Linked DNA regions of Homo sapiens: region 1 is linked to region 2. A link is an interaction called in ENCODE POLR2A ChIA-PET data of the cell type or tissue named here. Cell type or tissue: HCT116. All regions are shown on one strand.

The links. ChIA-PET counts read pairs that join two places held together with the same protein. Peaks named below come from ENCODE experiments on the same cell type or tissue, not always from the same donor. Only the 100,000 strongest peaks of a DNase experiment are listed, where the experiment ranks them.
Region 1: POLR2A ChIA-PET joins it to region 2 with 5 read pairs; 2 of 35 experiments call an interaction of 5 or more read pairs at or near these places.

What each region holds. Positions count from the first base shown.
Region 1 is chr5:159,811,855-159,819,854 of GRCh38, forward strand. All of the region lies in intron 2 of LINC01847 (long intergenic non-protein coding RNA 1847), which reads right to left. Among named protein-coding and RNA genes, the nearest start is that of LINC01847, 56 kb to the right of the region's middle. In HCT116, no CTCF peak of the experiment used is centred here; a DNase peak (open chromatin) is centred at 4,657.
Region 2 is chr5:159,397,716-159,405,715 of GRCh38, forward strand. No RefSeq gene overlaps it. Among named protein-coding and RNA genes, the nearest start is that of LINC01845, 65 kb to the right of the region's middle. In HCT116, no CTCF peak of the experiment used is centred here; no DNase peak of the experiment used is centred here.

The DNA.
Region 1 (8,000 bases), 410 kb after region 2:
AGGAGCAGACCTTAAGGGCAATTCTGGTGAGAGTGTCAGAGGCATTTGAACCAGAGAGACTCCATCTTGAATAGGGGCTGGGTAAAATTAGGCTGAAACCTAGTGGGCTGCATTCCCAAGAGGTTAAGGCATTCTTAGTCACAGGATGAGACAGGAGATCAGCACAAGATACAGGTCATAAAGACCTTGCTGATAAAACAGACTGTGGTAAAGAAGCCAGCCAAAACCCACCAAATCCAAGAAGGCGACGAGAGTGACCTTTGGTCTTCCTCACTGCTGATTATAGGCTAATTATAGTGCATTAGCATGCTGAAAGACACTCCCACAAGCACCATGACAGTTTACAGATGCCATGGCAATGTCAGGAAGTTACCCTATATGATCTAAAAAGGGGAGCAACCCTTGGTTCGGGGAATTGCCCACCCCTTTCCCAAAATCCTAATGAATAATCCACCTCTTGTTTAGCATATAATCAAGAAGTAACAATGAATATTCTTAGTCGACCAGCCCATGCTGCTGTTCTGCCTATGGAGTAGCCATTCTTTATTGCTTTCACTTTATTCTATGGATTCATCTCTAATTCTTTCTTGTATGAGATCCAAGAACCCTCTCTTGGGATCTGGATCAGGACCCCTTTCTGGTAACAAGAGCAAAGAAAGAAAAGAGGAGAGTTATCATCATCACTGGTCATCAGAGAAATGCAAATCAAAACCACAAGGAGATACCATCTCACACCAGTTAGAATGGCAATCATTAAAATGTCAGGAAACAACAGATGCTGGAGAGGATGTGGAGAAATAGGAAGGCTTTTACACTGTTGGTGGGAGTGTAAACTAGTTCAACCATTGTGGAAGACAATATGGCGATTCCTCAAGGATCTAGAACTAGAAATACCATTTGACCCAGCCATCCCATTACTGGGTATATGCCCAAAGAATTATAAATCATGCTACTATAAAGACACATGCGCACGTATGTTTATTGAGGTACTATTCACAATAGCAAAGACTTGGAACCAACCCAAATGTCCATCAATGATGTAGACTGTATTAAGAAAATGTGGCACATATATACCATGGAATACTATGCAGCCATAAAAAGGATGAGTTCATGTCCTTTTCAGGGACATGAATGAAGCTGGAAACCATCATTCTGAGCAAACTATCACAAGGACAGAAAATCAAACACCACATGTTCTCACTCATAGGTAGAAATTGAACAATGAGAACACTTGGACACAGGGTGGGGAATATCACATATGGGGGCCTGTCGTGAGGTGGGAGCAGGGGGAGGGATAGCATTAGGAGAAACACCTAATGTAAATGATGAGTTAATGGGTGCAGCAAACCACCATGGCACATGTATACCTATGTATCAAATCTGCACATTGTGCACATGTACCCTAGAACTTAAAGTATAATAATAAAAATAAATAAATAAAATAAAAATAAAAAAAGAAACAAACAAAAATGAAGTGAGACCTAAAGATATGATTGAATTGCTGCAATCTCATGGTCAAACTTGAGTGAATGAAGAGTTCCTTCTTATGGATGAGCAAAGAAAGTCGTTTCTTGAGACAGAATGTACTCCTGGTAAAGATGCTTTAAACCAAGTTTGTCCAACCCAAGGCCCATGGCCCAGGGGCCACATGTGGACCAAGATGGCTTTGAATGTGGCCCAACTCAAATTTGTAAACTTTCTTAAAACACTATGAGATTTTTTTGCAATTTTTTTTTTTTTTAGCTCATCAGCTATCATTAGTGTTAATGTATTCTATGTGTAGCCGAAGACAATTCTTCTTCCGATGTGGCCCAGGGAAGCCAAAAGGTTGTACACTCCTGCTTTAAACATTGTTGAAATGGCAACAAAGAATTTAGAATGTTTCATAAACTTTGTTGATAAAGCAGTGGCAGGATTTCAGAGGTTTGACTTCAGATTTTGAAAGAAGTTCTAGTGTGAGTAAAGTGCTATCAAACAGCATTGTATGATACAGAGAAATCTTGCATGGAAGGAAGAGTCAGTTGATGCAGCAAATTTCATTGTTGTCTTATTTTTGAAAATGGTCACAGCCACTCCAAGCTTCAGTGACCACCACCCCTTATCAGTCAACAGTCTTCAACATCGAGGCAAGACCCTCCACCAGCAAAAAGATTACGACTTACTGAAGGCTCAGATGATAGTTAGCATTTTTTAGTAATGAAGTATTTTTTAAGTAAGGTATGTACATTGTTTTTTAGACATAATACTGTTGCACAGTTAATAAACTACAGTATAGTGTAAACATAACTTATATGCACTGAGAAACCAAAAAAAAAAAAAAAAAAAAAGAGGAGAGCTATAGAGAAAGCTTCAGGTTTCTTAGATAGTCATGAATAGATTGTTAGTAGAAATATGGATGGTAAAGACCATTCTGATGAGGTTTCAAATGGAAACAAGGAATATGTTATTGGACAGTGGAGGAAAGGCAATCCTCGTTATATAATGGTAGGACTTATGAGCAATGAAATTGGATATTTAGCAGAAGCTATTTCTTAGCAAAGTGCTGAGGGTGCAAAATGGCTTCCCTTGAGTGCTTATAGTAAAATGCAGGAAGACAGAAATGACTTAAAGACAGAATTCGTAATCAAAAAGAAAGTAAAACATAAAAATTTAGATTCTCAGCCTATTCATATTGGAAAAAATGAGAAAGCCTGTTGTGGCCAAGTGACTCTTTGATAAGGAGATTTAATACGGATGGGCCTTTTCAATGGAAGCCAGGTGCCACTCATCAAGACAATGAAAAAATGATCCCAAAGGCATTTTTAGAGATCACAAGGCTGGCATTTCTATTACAGACCAAGAGTGTCAGGGCCTGTGGGGCAGAAGGATTTCAAAGTTTTTCTCCAGAAGGTGGCTGTGCTACTGGGCTGCCCCAGGTTTAGCTCCAGCAGACCCAATTATTCATGAGCCATGATGACTGCCCCTCCCCATTCAGGGTACAGGCAGTAAATCTTGATATATGTAAGATGCTGTCGGCTGGCTCATGAGCCAAGGGGATGTGGATGTCTTCACTTAGATTTTAAAGGATGCCTCATAGAGCCATGGGCCCAGGCAGAGAACAATCACAGGGTCAGGGCCACTGCAAAGAGACCTCATTAGGGCAAAGTCCATTGGAGGTTTAGGGATGGGGATGCCCCAGAGATCCCAGACCAATAAAGCCAGAGGCATGAGATTCCAGCCTGGGATAGCTGCAGGCACTTGACTCCAACACGTAAGAGCTGTGGGGGAACAGGGCAACCCGAGGTCATGGAAGCATGGCTTCCCAGAGTCTTGGGGGTCCAACTCCTGCCTGGAGGGCAGAGACTGGACTCAAAGATTAGTCTTGAGACTTAAGGTTTTGGACCTGCTTGAAATCTATTTATCCCTTCCTTCTTTCCTATTTCTCACTTTGGAACAGAAATGTCTATCCTGTGCCTGTCCTACCATTGTATTTTGGAAGCAAAGAACTTGTTTGCTTTCATAGTTCACAGCTGGAGAAAAATTTGCGTCAGGATGAATCATACCTTAAGTCTCATCAGTTTCTGATTTAGATGATATTTAGATAAGATTTTGGACCTAGACATTAAAACTTGATGCTGCAGCCAGTTAAGACTTTGGGGACTATTAGGATGAAATGAATGTATTTTGTATGTGAGAAGGACATGAATTTTGGAAGGCCAGGGGAAAATGCTATGGTCTGAATGTTTGTGTCCCCCAAAAACTTCACATGTTGAAACCAAACCTCCAAGATGATGGTATTGGGAGGTAGGGTCATTTGGGAGGTGACTGCATCATATGAATGGGGTTAGTGCTCTTATAAAATAGGCCCAAGGGAGTTCATATTCCCCTTCCACCAAGTGATGACACAGTTAAAAGGTGCCATTTATGAGGAATGGGCCTTCCCCAGGCAAGTTGATCTTGGACTTACCAGCCTCCAGAACTGTGAGAAATTAATGTTTACTGTTTATAAACCACCAGTTTAGGGCATTTTTATTAATGCAGCCCAAATGGCCTCAGATAAGCAGCCTTGGCCAGCTTTCTCATCCTTGCCTTCAGCACCTGAAATGGTCCCTGACATACAACAGAGGCTCAGTGAAACTTGTTGAATAAGTGTCTACATGCTTCCCAATTTGATTTCCTCATTGTTGGGAGTTTCTGGGTCTGTTCCATTAAAAACATGAGGTAGAAATAATTGTGAGCCAAATTTGACAAATAATGTTAGGAATTTACTAAAAACAACTTAAAGAAAAACCTTTATGAAAGGGAGCAGAGTAAAAGAGAAGCCTTGTCAGTCTTCTAGCAGGCAGAATGGACTTCATGCAAAACCCAGAGCAGGCTCAGCCCTCCCTCCTCCATGAGTTCTGTGATGTGATTTCAAGCCCTCTCCTCCAAAAATGTCGCCCCATCGGCCTGTGCAGATGCCTGAAATTCTACTAATCATCCCTTTGGGTTAATTGAATCCCCCCGTTGGAAGGTAAATAAGCTATTGGAGAGGGCACTATGACACATAAGATTTCTATTAGTTAACAACACCTTTCTACAAGATGATTCCATGAAACCAGCAAGCAGGGGCCTGAAAAGCAGCAACAATAAGTAGCCGTATTTGTTTTACTAAGGGGAGAAGCCCAGGCCTTAGGGACCGTCCAAAAAGAGCCAACTAGAGTGAAAGGAGAAGGTGAGCCGACCAGCCCAGCCAACCTGAGGGGTAATCTGAGAATGCTGGGCACAAGGTGGGAGCAAGAGGAGACCCAGGCCCCAGCCACAGCCACCTTCACTTTACAGGTGGTAGCAGGTACTAGAGAAATCGTTGTTGAAGAGGGAAGTGAAGTATGCTATTTATTTAATTTAGTTTTTAAATAAACTTTCATATCATGCTTACTATGTGCCAGACACCCTTCTAAGTGTTTAGCAAATATTAACTTGAATTTAACCAGAGAAATGGCATTGTCCAAAGTCAGAGTCTGAAAGCCAACTTCACCAATTTCTGGCTGTGTGACCCCAGCCCGTGATTCATGCCTTCTGGGGCTCCTTTTTCTTTTCTTTTTTTTTTTTTTTTGAGACAGAGTCTTGCTCTGTTGCCCAGGCTAGAGTGCAGTGGCACCATCTTGGCTCACTGCAACCTCCTCCTCCCAGGCTCAAGCAATTCCCCTGCCTCAGCCTCCTGAGTAGCTGGGACTACAGGCGTATGCCAGCCCACCAGGCTAATTTTTGTATTTTTAGTAGAGACGGGGTTTCACCATGTTGGCCAGGATGGTCTTGATCTCCTCACCTTGTGATCCACCCACCTTGGCCTCCCAAAGGGGGGCTCATTTTTATCCCTTATAAAGGGGGCAGAATAGTAAAACTACCTCAAAATTATTGTGAGGAATTATCAAGCTATGAGCCATAGAGAAACTTTGTGGACTGTGAAATGTTTTGCAAATCATTGCTTATATATAAGTAAGCCTAGGACTGGCTCAGCCTCTAAAGCAAATAACAATAACAATAACAAAAAAATCGTCCTTTTCATCCTCATAACTGTTGCTGTCTATTATGTAGCTTGTGGGCAGCGGGGTTGGATGACTTCATTCAAGTCCTGGTTCCCAACCTATTAGCTGCATGGCTTTAAGCAAGCTGCTTAATCCCTCAGCAATTCTGCATTCTCCTCTATAAAACTAGGACTAATAATAGATCTACTCCATAGAGTTGCTGCGAAAACTTTTTCAAATGATGGAAATAAAGCTAAGGACAACAATCTAGAGCAAATGCACCATAAATCACACACATCTCTGCTCTTTCAAGCCTCATAGTGTTACAGAGTAGGTATTATTATAGCTATTATCCTCATTTCCAGAGGAAAAAGCTGAGAGCCAGAAAGGTTCGGTAACTTGCCCAATGCCACATACCTAGGGAGTGATAGAACTGGGATTCCTGGACAGGTCTGTCTGACTTGGATATTTTTGTGGTTGCCTAAGCAGATGTTCTCACTGTCCATAATGACATACCAGAAACACCTAAGGAAATTCTTGAGCAAAAGAAAAAAGAATTGCTTGGCCAGGTGCAGTGGCTCATGCCTATAATCCCAGCACTTTGGGAAGCCAAGGTGGGCACATTGCTTGAGCTCAAGGGTTCGAGACCTGCCTGGCCACATGACAAAACCCAGTCTCTACTAAAAATACAAAAATTAGCCAGGGATGGTGGCATGTGCCTGTGGTGCCAGCTACTCAGGAGGCTGAGGTGGGAGGATTATTTGAGCTTAGGAGGTGGAGGTTGCAATGAGTTCAGATCGCGCCACTGCACTCTAGCCTGGCTGACAGAGTGAGACCCCATCTCAAAAAAGAAAAAAAAAAGAATTGCAAAGCTAGAAAAGGAAAAGCAGTGACAAGTACCTTACTTCTCCTTAGTACTGCAAGTATTAAGGCTAAGTTGTTGCAGAAGGGAAACACAAAACCTTTAAACGCAAATGCTGAAGAGGCTCCCAGAAACCATCTGGTTCTACCTCCTGCCCAGTGCAGGCATATCAGAGCCTGGGACAGAGCCTGGGAGGTTATGAACCAAACTTGTCTCCTCTTGCTTCTGGGCCATGACCCAAACCTTGCAATTAGATATGACGGAGTTCTAGTCCACGGCGTGTGAGTGGAAGGGATGTGCACCTCTTCCAGGTTTGGTCTGTAATCACCTCCTTTTTTCTAAACTGTTTGATACAATTCAGCATGGTGACCAAAAATGCCACAGATAGAAAATGATGGAGCCACAGGATGAAAGAGGCCGGAGTTTCTGAGCCACCTCCTAAAGGAGAGCTGCCCACCCATCAGAAACACCCAGCTAGAACTTTACATGAACAAAACTAACTCTCTTTCACAAATGAACCATCATATAGTCCATTAGTCCCAGCAGCAAGCATAACTTTAACCAAACCAGGGGCCAGTGGACTTTCTGACTTTTGGCCCTCAACTTCTGCTTAACTCCTCCAGTGGTGGGGACTTCATTTCCTCCTGCAGTATTAACTCATTCTCATTCTTCATTTGTTCATTCCGCACATATTTATTGAGCTCCTACTACGTGCCAGACACTGTGCTAGGCACTGGGGAAGCAGTAATGAGAAAGGCACAAAGCCCTGTGCCCCAAGGAAGCTCATCACCCAGACTGGTGGGTAGAAAATGAACAAGCAGGCAGGCAAGAAGCATGATATGTATAGACTTTGCTAAGTAAGTTGCAAGAAAGAAACAGATTGATGAGACAGAATCACTGGGAAGAGGATCAACTTTAGCTGGAGGAAGAGAGCTTCGACGGAAGTTCACTCTGAGGAGGTGACTGAAACCTGAGACACAATGGCAGACACCCTAATCATTACACTTTCTTTTTTTTTTTTCTTTTAATAATAAGAAAGTGGTCTCCTTTAGGCCTGCTCCCAGTCCTAATTACATATTCTGGGGCCCCAGAGATGCCTATTGCTCCCTTTCCAATGACAGCTTCTCCAACATCCAACATTTGCAGACAGCTGTCACATTTCTCTCCTCCCCACTGGCCCTAGCAGAAGCCCCCACAGGATCTGCCGGCCCAGACACCTGCTGCAGGTATCAATAACAGCAAGCAACTTGCAGCAAGGGTCGGGGTAAATGAGGGAGTCCCTAGGATCCCTGTGCCCAGGCTATGTGGACCCTCCCAACATCTTAGGGGTAATTGGTCCCACTCCTACAACATTGCCTATAATATCTGCAGGGCTGCTTGCTAACTGCTGGCTCCTGTCAGGCATTTATTCTCTGACATCAGGGGGAGCAAGCGGGGTTAGAAGCCTTCAAGAGCTCCTGCTGGAAGCCTTCTCTCCCTCTCTTAAAAACAATTTATTTTTTTGATGTTAAAACCATGTTCCCCCTATGTCCCGGTTTGAACACCAAAACAAACCCAGCTGTCCCCAACACTAGGCTGAAACCACAGGCGTTTGGCTGCAGAGCCAAAGAGGCAGCAGGAGGAACTGCTCAGAATCTTGCCCCTCCAGCTTC
Region 2 (8,000 bases):
ACTTACTATGTGGAATTCTTTGTCAGATTCAATTCACTACCACAGGTTCTTGCGTGAAATCCTGGGTGTAACCAAATTTCTCAAATAGTAAAGAAAATGGGCAATCCATTTTCTTCAAATGAAACCAAATACCTAATAACCGTCTTTCACTATCTGATAGTCGGAGGCTGGTGAAAAGATCTTCGAAGAGAGTCTGACAGGTGGGCTAAACTCCTCTACCGCTTCTTTACAGAAAAGAAATGTCAGTCATACTTTTTAAAATAGAGGGGCTTCAAATTGCAAGGAAGTAACAAGGAGTGGAACAATGACTTTGCAGGTTCTATGTGTCAGGTACTTCTCATTTGGAGTGAACAAAGATAGAAGAATTCTGGCAAAAGAAAAAGTGAAAAAATCAATTTAAGAAAAAATTTTCATGGCAATGGAATCCATTTTTCAGGATATTATTCAGAGATCCAATATGCAAAAGAGAGAAAATAGAAACTGTTTTAAAAGCCGGAGGGTGGGATGGGCGTGGTGGCTCATGCCTGTAATCCCAGCACTTTGGGAGGCTGAGGCGGGTGGATCACCTGAGGTCAGGAGTTCAAGGCCAGCCTGACCAAAATGGTGAAACCCCATCTCTACTAAAAATACAAAAATTAGCTGGGTGTGGTGGCAGGCGTCTGTAATCCCAGCTACTCATGAGGCTGAGGGAGGAGAATGGCTTGAACCTGGGAGGTGGAGGTTGCAGTGAGCTGAGATCATGCCATTGCACTCCAGCCTGGGCAACGAGAGTGAAACTTCATCTCAAAAAAAAAAAAAAAAAAAAAAAAAGGGAGGGTAATTAGGGCTCATCCTGTTGTCATCCAGCCCATCCCAGGTAAGTTCTGGAGCTTTAGTTCTTTGATGCACGTAGTTGGGACCCTATTGATTTAAACCATGATAGAGAGCAAAGATTGTGGGAATCCTTTTTTTTTCTAAGCTAAATTTTATTTAGAATATATCATATGGTAGGACTCTTTGCTAACAAAGCCATTTACATTCACAGCATTATGTTCAATCCCATGAAATAGGTGTTGTTATACCTGTTGTCCAGATGAGGAAACTGAGGCACCAGGTGGCTAGATCATGTGCCCAAAGCTACACCGTTGCTAAGGGCAAATCTTGGTGTCACACTCAGAGCTGCCACCAAAGTTCTTGCTTTGAACTTTGAACTCTACTTTCTCTCTCTCTTTGACAGGCTCTTCAATTCTTATCAAAAGTAGAAGGGTTTTAGGAATGCTTACAGAAATGAGACGGGGAGGAGAAAAAGGAGGAAGAAAGAGTAATGTGGAGGAGGCAGAGGCAGAGGGAAGGGTAGGTCTTAAGCTAGTGACAAAGAGGAAATTAGTGTAAAGTGATAAAAACCCAAGAACCAAATGCTAGAAAGGAAACTCCATGGAAAATCCAAAGAAAGATAATATCATGAGGAGAGAAGAGAAGAAAGAGGCGGGCCCAGATGGAAGGTCACTGCTTACTAGAGACCAAAATGCCAAGATTTCAACGGGAGCCAGCCACCCTGGTTTCTATTTTGATGTGATTACTTAGTCATTTAAAGTCAGGTTAATGTTGGCCAACAACAGATGGGGTCAGGACACAGGAGTTCTGCAGCTCACTGAAACTGGACAGTCTTTTAGGGCACCCAGCTCACAAGGCCACACCGTGGCCCGCCCCTGGATGGTGGCTTTTTATGCCATCAAATGATCATTTTACCCCCATTGACTGAAGTTTTAGCTAGGTTGCTAAAATGACAGACCAGGTTGGAGTCCATGAACCAACAGCTGTCAGATCCAAGGGACAAGCTAGAGGCCAATAATCGGGCTGAAGGAATGTTTCGTTTGCCAAAAGAAAAAGCAGGGAAAAAAACCAGTAAGCAAGCTGTTGGCATATGTGTGATGACTGGTCTCTGTTAGCTCATTTGTGTGGAATTAATTACCAAGATGAGTGGTATCAAGACCATGCACCTCCACTGCCCAAGTTTTGGGTGGGTTTGGTGACATAGCTCCAACTGCCATTATGGGCTAAGTGGGTGCCTGCTGGATGGAGGCGCCTGCCCAAGTGATGAAGGACAGGTAACTTTCTCTGCCTCGGCTCACCTCTCTGGAACACCCTGATCATATATGCTCCTTACCTAGTTTATTAGGTAAGGGCTGTGGAATCATGAGGCAAGAGTGTTGGAGAGAGCATGTTGAGTCTTCTGGGAAGGAAAGGACTGAGACATTCTTTAAAGACCACTGTTTAAAGGACAGGAATATTCTTTAAAAATAAGAGAAGGCAATTCACATGCTTTCTCTGATCAGGTTCTCCCCAACTCTAGGCTGGGCAGTATTAACCCCATTCTATAGGAGATATTCAGAGATTTCTGAGATTCAGAGACATTATGTTGTTTGTTCAACTTTTATTTTTGTTTATTTATTTTTGTATCTCCTTCTCCTTTAGGTGCCCTGAACCTCTTGAGTGCATCTATTGTTAATCCCTTTAGATTCTTAGCCCTAACCAAAGGGTACCAGGATAGGTACCAAAGGCTGGACTCGAGACCCGGCAGGGTCACTTTGGAAACCAAGCAGATAACATAACTATTAGAGGCAGTCAGGTATAGAGTAACTGGATGAGGAGCATGATTAGAGGGAAAGTGCATATAAAGACTTTCAGATTCAAAGAAAACACAACTACATTGGTAAACAAAATACATAAAGCCAGAGCTTTCCAGTTTACAGCCTCCTGGCTAGATCATCCTTCAGGTCTTTTTGAGTTCTAACGTTTAATTTTTAAATTTTTTTTGCCATACATAAAAATGAGCACATCCCTTGCTTATTCCCTTCAGGTTCTGCTTTCTATTGGCAGGAGTAGGCGATGGTGGCAATGAGCTAATCAGATAAGCTAACCTCTGCTAATGGGTAAATTAGCTAATGGGCAATTCCTCTTGTGACTTAATGCTATCATTGGGTTAAAGCATATCCCTTCTGATCTTGGACCCACGGGATTGACAAATGATGGGAATTCAGCATCCCTGCAACTACACCCTAGGGGCAGTTTCTTGGTCTTCTCAATGCCAGGGGCAGGGCTGGACAGAACTGGCAAGTGAGCCAGCCTCAATTCCCTTTAATAGTGGCATCAATATGATGGCCAGAACCTAATTATTGGGCTAAACACTATGGAGTTCTGTATCATGTGGTGGCCCCATGAAGGGGGTGGGGATGTGAAAACCCAGGCAATCTTAAAGTGATTTATGAATATTTTGTTTAATCACATTTTAAACTCTGAATAAACACATAAATACTTTTATTTTATTTTTCATTTGTTTTTGTGTGTTTGTTTATTTTTTAAAGAGGGGTCTTACTCTGGCACCCAAGCTGGAGTGCAGTGGCATGATCACGGCTCACCGCATCCTTAGTCCCTGGGCTTAAGTGATCCTTCCACCTCAGCCTTCTGAGTAGCTAGGACTACAGGCCCAGCTGGTTTTTTAAAAAATGTTTTGTAGAGACAAGGTTTTGCTCAGTTGCCTAGGCTGGTCTTGAACTCTTGGGCTCAAAAGATCCTACCACCTCGGCCTCCCAAAGTGCTGGGATTACAGGTGTGAGCCACTGCACCCTGCCTATAAGTACTTTTTTTTTTTTTTTTTTCGCGGAGTCTCGCTCTGTCACCAGGCTGGAGGGCAGTGGTGTGATCTCAGCTCACGGCAACCCCTGCCTCCCGGGTTCAAGCGATTCTCCTGCCTCAGCCTCCTGAGTAGCTGGGACTGTAGGCATGCACCACCACGCCCAGCTAATTTTTGTATTTTCAGTAGAGACAGGGTTTCACCATGTTGGCCAGGATGGTCTCGGTCTCTTGACCTTGTGATCAGCCCAACTTGTTAAAAAAATGCATTGTGGTAAAAACAAAAATATTTGGAAAGGCATAAAGTTTAAAAGTCCTTTTTCCTCCCATCTGCTCAAACTCCCAGGCTCACTTCCCTAAAGAAATTAAGTTAATGTTTTGTAAATATCTAAGCTAAGGAAGATCACCTATAGCTTGAATATTCCATCTCCAGAGGAGCCAGAAACAAGCAAACCAACCAATTCATCTTAGTTCCCTCCTTCCACCATCCCAGAGCTACAAATTATGTGAACAGCATGGTCTCCTTCTCATGCATCTGTCTTCCATTCTCTTGGCTTTCTATTTTCACTGCTATGGAACTCCACCCTATGCCCACCTTTTCGATTTCAGAAGATGTCTTTTTCAGAAAAAACCTTTTATCAGCAGCTTACACTTGAGTGTAGAAAAAGATTATAATGAATGTAGTATTTAGGATCTGGAAGGAACCTTCCATAATTGTGGATGCAGAGGCCACCTCAGAAAAACAAATATACACCCATTACCTTGGGTTTGTGTAAAGGTTCAGTGTTTATAAGAGGGCTTTCCTGTCCATTTTTATACTTGATCCTCTTCCTGGCTCCTGTATGGAAGCAGGGGAAGGCAGTATTATTTCCACTGTGCAGAGGAGAAAACTGAGCCTCTGAGAAGCTGACTTCCCCAACAGCCAGTGCACTCGTCCCGGGACCACAGCATGGAAAGCCTTTCACCCTACTGGCATCAGCTGCTTGTGGAGGGACTTCAGGTTTGGTGGAGACAGTGGGCATGAGGCCATCCTCAGAGCGCCTTAAATTGCAACACTTGGGATGCTGGCTGTTTTGCATAAGCTGATATTGAGCTCAGGCTCAGGTACTCTGCTGACTCCACTCTCCAGATTTGATTTGGCTACTGGCCCTGGGTTTCCCAGGCATGGAAATGACATCACCATGGCTTGAGACAGAAGACCAAGTGGAGCTCTGGCACTCAGCCAGCATGGGCCCTTCCCAGTCCCCTGCTTCACAGGTGGGACTCACTTTCTTTCCCTTCATGCTTTTCTTCATCCTTCCCTTAATTTGGTGTTGTTACCTCTCATATAAGGGGAGATGTCTGTTTTCCTAACATGACCTCCTTTGCCCAGGCAGGGGTAGGGGGAGTAGAATGGCAAGAAGCGGTTGATTTGAGTGACTACAGTGAGCAGGTGCTGTGCTAGGGACACTGGTACCGAGACCAAGAGGGCAGCATATTCAGTCTTGAGGACCTCACGGCTCAGGGAACAGGTCATCAGACACATAGCAAAGTAAATGAGTGAGGAATTGCATTTGGCTTCAAGTAATAGAGAATCAAAACAATAGAGATTTAAACAAGGGTCTCTTTTTCTTCCAAATTCCTTGTAATTTGGAGCTGGGTGGCCCAGGGCTGGTTTGGGACCTCTGTGATGTCACCGGGAACCCAAGTTCCTTTGATTCTTCTGCTTGGCAATGTTTAGTAGGATTGCTTCGTGGTCATAAGACAGCTGTTGGAAATCCACACTGCATGTCTCAAGCAGGAGGAGGGAAAAAGGCAGAAATGCAAAATGGTGTTAGCCAAGTACACCCTCTTTATTTATTTATTTATTTTGAGACAGAGTCTCGCTCTGTCACCCAGCCTGGAGTGCAATGACGCCATCTCAGCTCACTGCAACCTCCACCTCCCGGGTCCAAGCGATTCTCCTGCTTCAGCCTCCCCAGTAACTGGGGTTACAGGTGCCCACCACCACGCCCAGCTAATTTTTTGTATTTCTAGTAGAGACAGTGTTTCACCACGTTAGCCAGGCTGGTCTCAAACTCCTGACCTCAGGTGATCCACCTGCCTTGGCCTCCCAAACTGTTGGGATTACAGGCATGAGCCATGGTGCCTGGCCAGAGTACACCCTCTTTAAATTGCTTTCCTAGGGCCCCTATCCCATGATGTTGACTTACGTTTCATTGCCTGCCCTATCTCCAAAGGAGGATAGGAGATAATTTGTTTAGCCTTTATTTTTTCTTTTTTAAACTGGGCACATTGTCATCTCTAACAATATAGTCTTGTTATTATGAAAGAGGAGAAGAAGGGATGTTGGGTAAATTACTAGCTGTGTCACCTAATCTGGGCAATTTCAGTGCATTGTGGTGGTGTACTTTGCTGAATGTGTGATTTAGCAAAATAATTAAACCTCTCTCATCTTCAAAATGGATATACTAATAACACATACCTTATAGTGACTAAATTGCGTAGGATTACTGTGAAGATTCGATGAGAAAATGTATGTCAAGGGCTTAGGGCTATGGGAGGTATGCTGTAAGTGCCCAATAAATGTTAGTTGTGATGGTGAGCATGGGAGAGGGTGATGATCCTGGGTTTGTATTCCCCTCCAGCACTCCTTGCCTGGCTATGGGCACAGCCCTGTGATTTGGTTTCTTCAATGATAAAACAGTAGGATGTGTCTCTAAATTGCTATGAGATTGAGATAATCCCTGGGGAGTGTGTAACAGAGTGTGCAGCATGTCCTAGGAACTCGGAGAATTATGATTATGAAAGCACCGAGAAGAGGCGGGACGGTCAGGGAAGGCTTCCTGGGTGAGGCGTCTCTGGGTTATGTTTCACAGGTGTAAAGGAGACAGCCTGGGAAGGAGGTGGGGAAGGCTGTCACATGGTGTGCTCTGGGAGCTGTGAAGGGTCTGGGGCATCTGGGCCCCAAGGTCAAGGTAGGACATGGCACTAGTTGAGGCAGAGAGGAAGGCAGTGTTTGGGGCCATGCTGAGGGGCTGAGAGCCCTGGGGGTGTGGAGCCTGCTGCTCTGATCTCCTGGGACTGGTTTCTGAGGCTGAAGAGATCATTATTCACAGACAAGGAATTAGGTGCTTTGAACAATGCTTATTTTATTGGCATCTGCAAACTGCCACCTGTTAACCAGAAGCCTGGGCTCAAACTCTGGCTAGATTCCTCTGGGAATAGGCTATTAATCAACGAATGACTTCCTCTTTGGCAGAGAAGGAAATGTCTAATAGCTTGAGGCTGATCTTATGACTGGAAAAATGGAAAGGCTGTTGTAAGTTCTCACAGGGATGTAAAGACAAGTTGTCTGTAGGTTTCCAACAGGGTTTTTTATTACCTATTAGCAAATGAGCACAGATTTGTTTATCAGCTTCCCCTAGAAATTAGGTTGTTGAGGCAGCTGGAGAGGTGAATCCTGGGGTGGGAGAAGGCAGAGAAGGGAACAAGAGGAGCTGGCATTACCTTGGTGCATTGTACTTAAGGAACCATAGAGGTGGCTTGTTCCTGAGCTGGGGTTGCATAGAGAGAGCACTGGACATGAGTCCAAAGTCACAGGGGCCAGTCTCACCTTTGCCCTGAGTTCCCAAAAACAATGTACGCTGTTCTGTAAAACATGGATAATACCATGGCCACTTGGGATTACCAGGCTCTCTGATGGTAACCTAGGAAAATGTATGTCTGCGAAGACACTTTGTAAAGTGCAACTAGAGTAAAATCCAACCCCCGCCCCAATCTCCCAGGCCTTCTGACAAATTACAGAGCACCCCAGGCTCTCTTTCCACTTTGTACATTGACCATTGCTCCTTTTTCTGCCTAGATCATTCTTCTGCCCCCTCCTTGGAAGGGCCTTCCATGCCTTTCTAAGTATATGCTCCCCAACATAGACAGTGGTTAAGACCCAGGCTCTGAAACACCACTCACGGGTTCAAGTTCGGCTCTGATACATACCAGTGAATTGACCTTGGGCAATCACCTGACTTCTCTGCCACAGTTCCCACTTCCGTAAGATGGAAGTAATAATTGTTTGTACCTTACGGAGCAGTTGTGGAGAAAGGATGACATTAATAGTTGGCCATTATTACTGTTTTTCAGAGCACTCTATTTCCCTTCTAGCGCTGCGGTCTGTAATTAATTTATTTGTATATATGTCCATTAACCACCACCCGTAATATCCTATTATCTTCTATAATGGGATCTTTTAATAAGGGCAATGACCATGTCTTTCTCATCATCCTTATATAGCACAGTGCCTGCGACTTAAAAAATGCTCAAGTCATAGTTGTTGGATGAGGAATTCACTGAACGGGTATTTCCCAGAAGTCTCAACAGCCTGTCCCCAGAGACAAGAAGGCACCACGAGG